Linked DNA regions of Homo sapiens: region 1 is linked to region 2. The links are chromatin contacts, found by POLR2A ChIA-PET in ENCODE. All regions are on one chromosome and are shown on one strand. The core of a region is the stretch at or near the end of the contact, and the rest is flanking DNA. Distances in the headings are between cores, read along the strand shown. Region 1 overlaps RPRD2 (regulation of nuclear pre-mRNA domain containing 2). Region 2 overlaps OTUD7B (OTU deubiquitinase 7B).

Region 1 (5,842 bases), core at 1,078-3,577, 410 kb before region 2:
AATTTTAGCAATTCTGACTCCTTCTCCTCCTTATCCCCCTACACCTATTAATAAATCTCCAAACTCTAGCCAATTTTGTCCCCAATAATATTTCTCAACTTTATCCCCTCTTGTCTTTCCCTTCCTACTATTGCTGTTTTCTGGGTTTCATCACCGTTGACCTGAACCACCCCTGCAACAGGTTCCTAGTCATCTGCCCCTAGACTTGCTCCCCTTAAATTTCCTCCCTATATTGTTGCCAAATTTATTTTTCTTTTCTTTTTTTTATCTTCCTTCCTTCCTTTTTTTTTAAGAAAAGATCAGATTTATTTGGAGAAAACAAAAAACCCACAGCCCAAAGGATGCGATTTTATATCTCAAGACATCTCCCAGGTATTAAGTCTACAGATTACAAATCATTTTCATAGAAAGTATTTTTGTATAAATTTTACATGCATTCAGGAATGGGACATAAATCAATCCCCGTTTCTATTTTAACAGGGGAGCAAGGTAGGGAAGTGGGAGCCAAATTCATTTTCAAATATGCAAAATTGTCCAATTATTTATCATATCAAATCTGTCAATGATTTCGCACTGCTCAATGGAAAAAGCTGAAACACTTTAGCTTCCTTTATAATCTGCATCCTGCCTTCTCTTCCAGTCTCATTTCTTCACCCTCAAATTCAAAGTTCCATCTTTAATGAATTACTCACAATTGCCAAAAACCCTGCTACCTTGTGTTTTCTCTTTTAGTCAGAATTTTCCTTTTCTAGGATAACTCATCCTAAACCGTTTTCAGTGGTTTTCTACTCATCCATAGGAAAACGTCCAAAATTTTAAATTTAACTCATGTCAGTTTCTGACCACCCCCATGTTAAATCTCTACTTCTTCCCGCAAACCACCCCAAACTATTTTATTACTATTTCTCCTCAATGCAAACTCTCCACTCTAGTCAGAGCACTTTGGAAATTCTGGAGGAATGAAAAAAAGTGGTTGAGGTAATCTGGGAAAATGCTTAAAGGCAGTGGTCTTTAAGCACCCTATACTTTTACCTACTATAGCATTTATCACATTGTAGTGTACTTGTCTGTATCCTCACTGGATTATAAGCATCCAGAAGACTGGAATTTCTCTTGTTTACTGCCTTATTCTTTTTTTTGGAGACTTAGTCTCACTCTATCGCCCAGGCCAGAGTGCGGTGGTGTGATTTCGGCTCACTGCAACCTTCGCCTCACAGGTTCAAGTGATTCTTGTGCCTCAGCCTCTCCAGCAGCTGGGATTACAGGCGCTTGCCACCATGCCCGGCTAATTTTTGTATTTTTAGTAGACAGGGTTTACCACGTTGGCCACGCTGGTCTCGAACTCCTGACCTCAAGCAATCCACCCACCTTAGCCTCCCAAAGTGCTGGGATTACAGGCGTGAGCCACCGCGCCTAGCCTACTGCCTTCTTCTTTTGTTTGTTTCGTTTTTTTTTTTTTTTTTTTTTTTTTTTTGAGACAGTCTAGCTCTGTCGTCCAGGCTAGAGTGCAGTGGCGCGATCTTGGCTCACTGCAACCTCCGCCTCCCAGGTTCAAGCAATTCTCTTGCTTCAGCTTCCTGAGTAACTGGGACTATGGGTGCGCATCACCACGCCTGGCTAATTTTTGTATTTTCAGTAGAGACGGGGTTTCATCATGTTGGTCAGGCTGGTCTAAAACTCCTGACCTCAGGTGATCCACCTGCCTTGGGCCTCCCAAAGTGCTGGGATTACAGGCGTGAGCCACCGCGCCTAGTGTACTGCCTTCTTCTTTTGTTTGTTTCGTTTTTTTTTTGTTTTTTTTTTTGAGACAGTCTAGCTCTGTTGTCCAGGCTAGAGTGCAGTGGCGCGATCTCGGCTCACTGCAACCTCCGCCTCCCAGGTTCAAGCAATTCTCTTGCTTCAGCTTCCTGAGTAACTGGGACTACGGGTGCGCATCAGCACGCCTGGCTAATTTTTGTATTTTTAGTAGAAACGGGGTTTCATCATGTTGGTCAGGCTGGTCTAAAACTCCTGACCTCAGGTGATCCACCCGCCTTGGACCTCCCAAAGTGCTGGGATTACAGGCATGAGCCACTGCGCCCCGCCTATAATTTTTAACTTATTTAATACTTTCTATATGCCAGGGACTGTTTAAAGAGGATACAGATATTAACTTACATCCTCACCACAATTCTATGAGGTTGGTACCAGCCTGAGCAACACAATAAGACGCTATCTCTCCAAAAAAAAATTTTAAGTTAGCCAGGCGTAATTGCATAACTGTAGTCCTGTTACTCAGAGGCTGACGTGGGAGGATCACTTGAGCCTGCGAGGCTGAGGGTGCAATGAGCCACAATCGCCCCACTGTACTCTAGTCTGTGTGACAGACTAAAGCCAGGAAGGAGCCCTGAGCCCTCACCAGAGACCAAACTGGACCTTGATCTTGAACTCTGCAACCTCTAGAACTGTGAGAAAATCGATTTCTTTGTTTAAGCCACCCAGTCTGTGGTATTTTGTTATGGCAGCCAAGCTGACTAATGCAACTGTTTAAGGAATATCCTTGTTTTTAAGAAATGAACACCAAAGTACTAAATAGGGCAGCATGTCTGCAACATATGCTCAAACAGTTCAGAAAAAAAAAGTGTGTGTGTGCCTGTAGAGAGAGCAGTAAGAGAGATAAAGCAAATATGTTAAAATGTTAATAATGGGAATCTGAGTGGAAAGTACACAGAAGGTTTCTGTAATACTCTTGAAACTTTTTTAACATCTGAAATTATTCAAAAATAACAAGTTTAAAAAACATATACAGACTCCAACCACTACTTACTACCTCCATCACTGCCTGTGGTCTAAGTCACTATCATCTTTTGCTTGAATTATTGCAGTAGCCTCCTACCTAGTCTCCCTGCTTCTACCTTTGCCTGGCTTCAGTCTAATCTCAACTCAGAAGAGAGGGTGATCCTTTAAAAATATAAATTGATCATATTATTCTACTTCTTAAATCCCTCCCATAATGGTCCCCTCTTTAACAAGAGTAAAGTTCAAAGTCCTTACAATGGCCTAGAAATCCTAAACAATCTGGCACTGTGTTATCTTCCTGACCTAATTTCTTCATCACCACTGATTCCATTGTAGCCACAGAGGCCACCTTGCTGTCTTTACAAGGCCTCCAACACACCTGGGTGAGTCCTTGCTTCACGGTCTGTTAAGCTCACTGTTCTGGAACTTTCTTCCCCCGTTTTTCTCATGGCTCGTTCAATCACCACCTTTAAATCTTGCTCAAATGTTCCTTTCTCAGTGAATATGTTCCTGACTACCTTACTTAAAACTGCAACATCAGGCCAGGTGCGGTAGCTCACGCCTATAATCCCAGCACTTTGGGAGGCCAAGATGGGTGGATCACCTGAGGTCAGGAGTTCAAGACCAGCTTGACCAACATGGTGAAACCCCCTCTCTACTAAAAATACAAAAATTAGCCGGGTGTGGTGGCATGCGTCTGTAATCCCAGCTGCTGAGGAGGCTGAGGCTGAATCGCTTGAACCCAGAGGCGGAGGTTACAGTGAGCCAAGATTGCGCCACTGCACTTCAGCCTGGGTGAAAGAGCAAGACTCCGACTCAAAAAAAAAAAAAAAAAAAGAATTGCAACATCAAGCCAACAACACTCTTACCACCCTTCTTTGCTTTATTCTCCCAAATAACACATAATTTTCCAATATACTATACAATTTATTTTTTGCCTATCTCCCCCACGAGAATATAGGCTCATAAGGGAAAGGATTTTTGTCAGTTTTATTTACTGCTGAATTCTCAGCACCTAGAATAGTGCTTAACACTTAGTTGGCGTTCAGTAACTACTTCTTGAATAAATAAATTAGGAAAAAAAAAGAGAAGGAAGACAAGAAAAGGGGAAAAATAGAGTAGTCCTCTATTCAGTTTGGCTAACAATCCCCTAAGACTTCTCTGTAAATGCACAGCATTAGGTAGGGGCTAGGTACAATGAGGTATTCTAGGGGCTGTTGCAGAAGTTAATCTAGATATAGTCAGTGTTCTCACAACATCAATTCCTCAACAATCTACAAGCTAAGCATTCAGCTTTAATTATTATGCAGAAGGGGAAAGGAATTAACAATAGGAAACTGGAAGGTTACTGATTTAAGTCTAAGTACCTACAAAATAAAACTGTTAACTTGGTAGGAGACGGGTTAGATAATTTTTAACTTGAATTATTTACATTTTATGTCTACCTTGCCTTGTTCCAACAATGGGCTAAGACAGCTGATACAGTGTTTTCAATCCATGTAGTCTTTACAGAAAACAAGCATTATGGTATAATGGAAAGGGCATCAGCACGAGAGTCCAAAGATCTGAGATGTAACCCCTGAAAAAGATTCATTTTCATTAGCTTAGGTCTGTCTTCATTTGCAAAACAGGCTGTAGAAAGGAAAAACAAAAAGAAGAAAAAGCCACATGGACAAAAATGTTATTTATAGTTGTAGAAAAACTAGAAGCAACCTAAAGAATAGTAACAGGGGAATAGTTAGGTAAAGGTGCATCCATATTACGTGGATAATAAGTACATGTCTATAAATAACATGAAGATGCTTGCATGAGAGTTAGTGAAAACACAGGAAAGAAAAATGTACATATACCATTATGTAAAACACTATTTAAATGTATATGTAAAGGTACATCCATATTATATGGATGATAAGTACATGTCTGTAAATAACATGAAGATGCTTGCATGAGAGTTCGTGAAAACACAGGAAAGAAAAATGTACATATACCATTATGTAAATTATGTAAATACACTATTTAAATGTATAGGCGGGCCAGGCGCGGTGGCTCATGCCTATAATCCCAGCACTTTGGGAGGCCGAGGCGGATAGATCACCTGAGGTCAGGAGTTTGAGCCCAGCATGACCAACATGGTGAAACTAAAAATACAAAAATTAGCTGGCCGTGGTGGCGGGTACCTGCAATCCCAGATACTCGGGAGGCTGAGGCAGGAGAATCGCTTGAACCTGGGAGGCAGGGGTTGCAGTGAACCAAGATTGCGCCATTGCACTCCAGCCTGGACGACAGAGTGAGACTCTGTCTCCAAAAAAAAAAAAAAAAAAAAAAATCATATGAATATTTTAAAATAAATGTTATTTTCTAAACTTTCTATGTTACAATTATAATACCTTTATATAAAAAATAAAAGCATAGGCCAGGTGTGGTGGCTCACACCCATAATCCCAACATTTTGGGAGGTCAAGATGTAAGGATCGGTTGAGCCCGGGGGGTCAAGGCTGCAGTGAGCCATAGTTGTGCTACTATACTCCAGGGTGAATGACAGGGCAAGGTCCTGTCTCCACACACACAAAAAAACCCATATAAAATAACTAGTTTAGATTAGATCGTCCATAACATACCCTCTGGCTTCAATATCCTATGATTAAATAAATATTTAACTGTAAGGACACTCAGTACAAATAATGGCAGTGTCACTTGAATATTTAAATAGAAGAAAACAACATCTTTTTTCAAAGAATCTACATCTTCTCTTTAAAAAGATAAATCTCCCAACTTCCTTAAAATCACTTAGTTGCTTTGTTGAGGGTTAACAAGAAAAAATTATCTGAAAAAGTATCAAGGTAGCAGAAAGAACACTGAACTACGTAGAAAATCTGAGTGCCATACTCCTCCACCACTATGTGAGGATGAGTACATTATCATTCAAACTGTTACATTTTGAGAGTGAAAGGGCATCACATCAGGTCAGGTGGTCACATACGTTAGGCTGAGCTAAGACGCAACTAGCCTAAGTCTATGTAAAATGAATGTACTCAAAAAAGTTTCTAAGGCCCCTTTTGGATCT
Region 2 (5,428 bases), core at 488-2,987:
TGAGGTTTAACCACAAGCTGTTTCAGTTCCGTATGGGTTTTCCTTATATTTAGACACAAAATGTGTGTACTTAGTCTATCAGGCTCTTAATGCAATAGTGGCCTGGGTTTCTTAGAGCTATCTTCTGAGATTCAATTCGTCATATTCAAGGGGAAAGATTTCTTTAGATTTTGGATTTAAGTGCATAGTCTCTCTGACTCCCAATTTGAAGATACAATTAGTGTCCCCCCACTCTCCCTGCAAGAAGGTAGGCTTGCTTGAGTTGAAAGCTGTGGGTGAAGTAGCCTCAAAGGCCCATTAGTCTTTTTTTTAGTAAAAGGAAGAGAGCTTTAGACCCAAATCTTTGAGACTTATTTACCCTGTCAGCAGTTAAAAACAATTTACTGACATAGATCTTATTACCTGAAAGGGAGAGTAAATACTATAAATCAATTGAGTATTTTTGCTAATAGGAGATTTTTTACAGCGTTGAATAGCCTTAGATCTTTTGTATTTGCTTTTAAAATACATAGTCAGGCATATTTAAGATGTGACTCGTTCCTACCCCTTTTCTTGTTTTCTTCTTTTGCCAGACTTTTATCTATGTGATAACAGATACTTGAGGATTGAAAATACAATTTTCTGAATCAGCTAACACTTGTTATGCACCTACCGTAAGGGACTGGCACTGTTATTTAATTTCGTCTGCCAAGACTAAATATTCTCGGATTTTTTGACTAGGAACTCAGCTGCTTCCTGGAACTCAGCTCCTTGCTGTCACAGTTTTAAGCATTTTTAAATGTTTTCTGCTAGGTAATGCTCACAAGAAATCCTTGTGCCTGTTATTAAGCTTCTAACTCCAGAATAAGCACCAGTCATCCTAGGTATGGCCCATGATGATAGTAATAAACATCTTCTAATGCTTGGCTTCTTCCATGCTTATCCTATCTTATTCGTGGCCACAGCTCGTCTGTCATAACTTCTGACCTGGCTGGAGAATAAAGGGAAGAAAACTTTACTCTTTAGTAGCAAGATCCTAGCCTGAGTTATACTAAACATTTTATATAACACCTCATTTATACTCATAGCAATGCCATAAAATAGATACTGTTATGCAACCTTACAGATTAATTCATTCAAAGTATGTATTAGTGTGATTTAGGCACTGTTTAAGGTCCTGAGGATGCTATAGTGAATGTCAGATGAAGTATCTGCTAAGCAATAGAGACGTTAAATAATTTACCCAAGGTCACAAATCAAGAAAGTAACAGGTAGGATTTAGATATAGCTCTAACGGATTCCAAAAGGAATGTCTGCAACCATTGTTACATTATGCCACTGTTTACATATATTGGATGTTCTCTGTGAATATATAAAGGCATAAAAATAGGTGGAACCCCAGTTTTTTTTGTTGTTGTTGTTAAAAATGGTCTTGATGAATCCAAGAAAGAAATGTGTCTTGGTGCTGAAAAGCATACTTGCACAATAATGCTTTTCCTCTCTTCCCCTTGCCTCTCCCTTCTCCCTCTCCACTCACTTGTACCTGGGTATAAACTGGACAGTGTGACCTGCTTTGGCATTTGAATGAGTTTGTGCTTTGAGAACTAGGAGAATGTTGTTTGCTTGTTTCTTTTTGGCTTCCTGAAAGTTCGTGCCTGCTTGCAGGTTCTTTCTTGTAGCACAATGGTGAGTAATGTGTTGTTAACATTGTAATGTGGTCATGCGAGTTGGAATTTTTTTTGTTTTCCCTCAGTTCTCTCTGATGAGTATGCAGGTAGGGACTCTTGAGTCAAACTTGCCTGCTCAATTCATTCAAATAGAAAAAGCTTTCTGTATTCAGAGGACTAGAAAAGAGTTTTGAGGTTGGAAACAATACCAAGATCCAATGTCTTTTGCCCAGCTGAAATTCAGTTTTGTTAGCATTCTAGGTTTATTCTTTAGCTTGTGCTATCTAAGAGAGGACTTGTTTTAGATTACGGCCACTATTACCGTGTGCCATACCTGGGATGTGTGGTCTTTACTCTGGAGTTAGCATCTTCAGAACAGGTGCAAGGATTTATTTTGAGCATTATCTCGTAGAAAGCATAAAAAAAATGCTGAAGACTTAGAGCGAGTAGCTGAGTTCCAGTAGGAATTGAGTTCCAGTTAAGTTCTAAGGATTAATTAGGTGGGATCAAGGTTGCCAGTGTTTTTTTTTGTTTTGTTTTGTTTTTTTGAGGTGGAGGTTTGCTTTGTCACCCAGGCTGGAGTGCAGTGGCACGATCTTGGCTCACTGCAACCCCTGCCTCCCAGGTTCAAGCGATTCCCCTGGCTCAGCCTTCCTAGTAGTTGGGATTACAGGCACGCACTACCATGCCTGGCTAATTTTTGTATTTTTAGTAGAGACAGGGTTTCCCCATGTTGGCCAGGCTAGTCTCTAACTCCTGACCTCAAGTGATCCACCTGCTCAGCCTTCCAAAGTGCTGGGATTACAGGCATGAGCCACTGCGCCCGGCCAAGGTTGCCAGTATTAGAACTGTCTGGTATTGGAAAGCTAATCAATTTAGTATTGGGGATCCAGGAGTATCTGGGCATAGTTGATGAGGTTAGCGAGATGATTTATGTGGATGTATCTAACCCACAAGTAATGCATGGTACTTGGATTAGGTGCACAATAAACGTTAAATCTTCAAAAGGTCCTTGAATGCTAAATGTTGTCAGTTTGTCTTTCTAGAGCAGCTTCTTTATTGTTAGTATTCCTTCTGTAGAAGAATATTTATTAAGTATTTAACTGTGGGTAAAGCATTTGGGAAAAAGATTGAGGTAAACAAAGATTTATAGTGTCAAATTCTTGCTGAGACTGTAATCTTAACATTTATACACTGAATCAATTAGACCTAGCATTTAAGGGGATAATTTACAGGGAAATTTTTTCTGTGATGTTTGCATTGCTAGAGTCAGTCCAATGCTTTTTTGATAGAAATAACTTCTTGAATTGAAAATGCTTGCTCTTCAATTCCAGTTAAATTGGGTTTGATTAGCCAGGCATGGTGGCATTCGCCGGTAGTCCTAGCTACTCAGGAGGCTAAGGCAAGAGGACTGCCTGAGCCCAGGAGTTTGAGGTTACAGTGAGCTATGATCGTGCCACTGCGCTCCAGCCTGGTTAATAGAGCAAGACTCTTGTCTCTTAAAAAAACAAAAAATTGGGTTTTTTTTTTTTTTTTTTTTTTGAGATGGAGTCTTGCTCTGTCACCAGGCTGGAGTGCAGTGGTGTGATCTCAGCTCACTGCAACCTGACCTCCGCCTCCCAGGTTCAAGCGATTCTCCTGCCTCAGCCTCCCAAGTAGCTGGGTTTACAGGCGCATGCCACCACACCTACCTAATTTTTGTATTTTTAGTAGAGACGGGGTTTCAACATGTTGGCCAGGATGGTCTCGATCTCTTGACCTCGTGATCCGCCCACCTCAGCCTCCCAAAGTGCTGGGATTATAGGCGTGAGCCACTGCGCCCGGCTGGGTTTTGTTTTTGATGTTTGAGATAATTGCCTATGATATTTCCTTTTATCCCCTCTTCATTTTTTTCAGTGAATGAGGTAATAATACATTTGAAAGTATTTTATGAACTGCAAAGTTAGCACTTGTTATCACCACCACCACTACCAATAATAGTGTTAAAAATAATAATGGGATAGGACTCACTCTTAGAAGGGTTGGTTTCTTGGATTAATTTCAAGAAGGCTCAGAACACAATGGATGTTTACCAGATGGCTTGTGTACTAATTGATACCTTTTGTAGTTTTTGTGGAAAGGAGAAGGAAAAACAGAAACCTTCACTGAAAACTTGGCCTATGTAATTGTGGTCATTGTGAAGCATTGCCCATACTACTTGTACCCACTCAGTATGGGGCAAGAAAGTTTAAACAGGATTTACATGTTTGACCCTAGAGGCTTAGAGTACATTCTATTGGAAGCATCTGTCTGCACAGGAAGCAACTCATCCCAGTTTTGGTAAGATCAACCACATTCCTATAATACAGATATTATATAATAGATATTTTAAAATGTATCGATGTAGATCAGTATCTGCTTGTTTTCCCAGATTAGTAAGATTAAGGAAACAGTGCCTTTGACCAAAATATTTGGTTAGATATTATCATAAAAAAACCTTTACAGTCAATTTCTGATGATTGACATTCTTGGAGAGGAACACATGACTTTAATAATCCAAAGGAGTAAATTGTTTAATAAATTTGTTTAGTAAATTGAAAAAGCCTCTCACCTTTTAAAATTTCCTCTTCATCTTTTTCTGTCTCTGGTCTGGCACTTAATAAACCTTTTGTTAAGAAAGTTGGCTGATATCTATCTTGGGGTTTTCTCTGGAACCAGTCCATTAGATGAACTTTTAGAAAGCAGAGATAACGACTTATTGGCTGATGCATCCCCTTCACTTAGCAGCCTGCCTGGCATTAAGAATGCTTTTTGAATGATTGAGTCAGGATGTTAAGGTTTTCATCAGGAGAGAATTGCAGTGACCTGGGCACTACTGTACTGATGGTGGGCCTTCCTCAGGGGAAGAGGAAATATTGCCTCCCTACAAATAAACTTGAATAAATGTGAATGTGAGGGAAGTTATTGCTTTGATGCTTTCAGGCTGTATACTTTCTTTTTTTTGAGACAGTCTCTGTTGCCCAGGCTGGAGTACAGTGGTGCGATCTCAGCTCATTGCAGCCTCCACCTCCCTAGTTCAAGCGATGCTCCTGCCTCAGCCTCCCTTGTAGCTGGAATTATAGGCACGTGCCACCATGCCTGGCCAATTTTTGTATTTTTAGTAGAGATGGGGTTTCCCCATGTTGGCCAGACTGGTCTTGAACCCCTGACCTCAGGTGATCCACCCATCTTAGCCTCCCAGAGTGTTGGGATTACAGGCGTGAGCCACCATGCCCGGCCAACACTTTTGGCTAAGGAGAAGTAATACAGTATGTTAAAAGTTGGTGGTTTATTTCTCTCTTGGTTTTATGTTTTGTCCTGTTCAAAATTTAGCTATAGGCCAGCCCGGTGGCTCACGCCAGCAATCCCAGCACTTTGGGAGACTGAGGCGGGTGGATCACTTGAGGCCAGGAGTTTGAGACCAGCCTGGCCAACATGGCCAAACCCCGTCTTTATGATACAAAAATTAGCCAGGTGTGGTGGTGCACACCTATAATCCCAGCTACTTAGGAGGCTGAGACATGAGAATCACTTGAACCCGGGAGGCCGAGCTTGCAGTGAGCCGAGATTGCACTACTGCACTCCAGCCTGGGTGACAGAGTGAGACTCTGTACTAAAAAAAAAAAAAAAAAAAAAAAAAACACATGCACACAAAACAATTTAGATATAGCTGTGATTTCTGGATGGTGTATGATAAGTAGCTTCAAACTATCAGTAGAAGAGAAAAATTATCCTGATGTCACACATAATCTTGTCCTACCCTC

What was found. ChIA-PET counts read pairs that join two places held with the same protein, here RNA polymerase II (POLR2A).
Region 1: POLR2A ChIA-PET joins it to region 2 with 16 read pairs in GM12878. The contact joins two enhancer-like sites. POLR2A ChIA-PET finds 5 or more read pairs at or near these places in 2 of 52 experiments (GM12878 and activated CD4-positive, alpha-beta T cell).

Annotation. Positions count from the first base shown.
Region 1 is chr1:150,407,421-150,413,262 of GRCh38, reverse strand. The region is part of intron 1 of RPRD2 (regulation of nuclear pre-mRNA domain containing 2); the gene reads right to left. Among named protein-coding and RNA genes, the nearest start is that of RPRD2, 46 kb to the right of the region's middle. RefSeq lists a silencer at 1,680-1,903. Within about 2 kb of position 2,327, at least 3 of the 41 ENCODE cell types and tissues checked have a DNase peak (open chromatin) inside an H3K27ac peak, as active enhancers do.
Region 2 is chr1:149,992,345-149,997,772 of GRCh38, reverse strand. All of the region lies in intron 1 of OTUD7B (OTU deubiquitinase 7B), which reads left to right. Among named protein-coding and RNA genes, the nearest start is that of OTUD7B, 16 kb to the left of the region's middle. Within about 2 kb of position 1,737, at least 6 of the 41 ENCODE cell types and tissues checked have a DNase peak (open chromatin) inside an H3K27ac peak, as active enhancers do.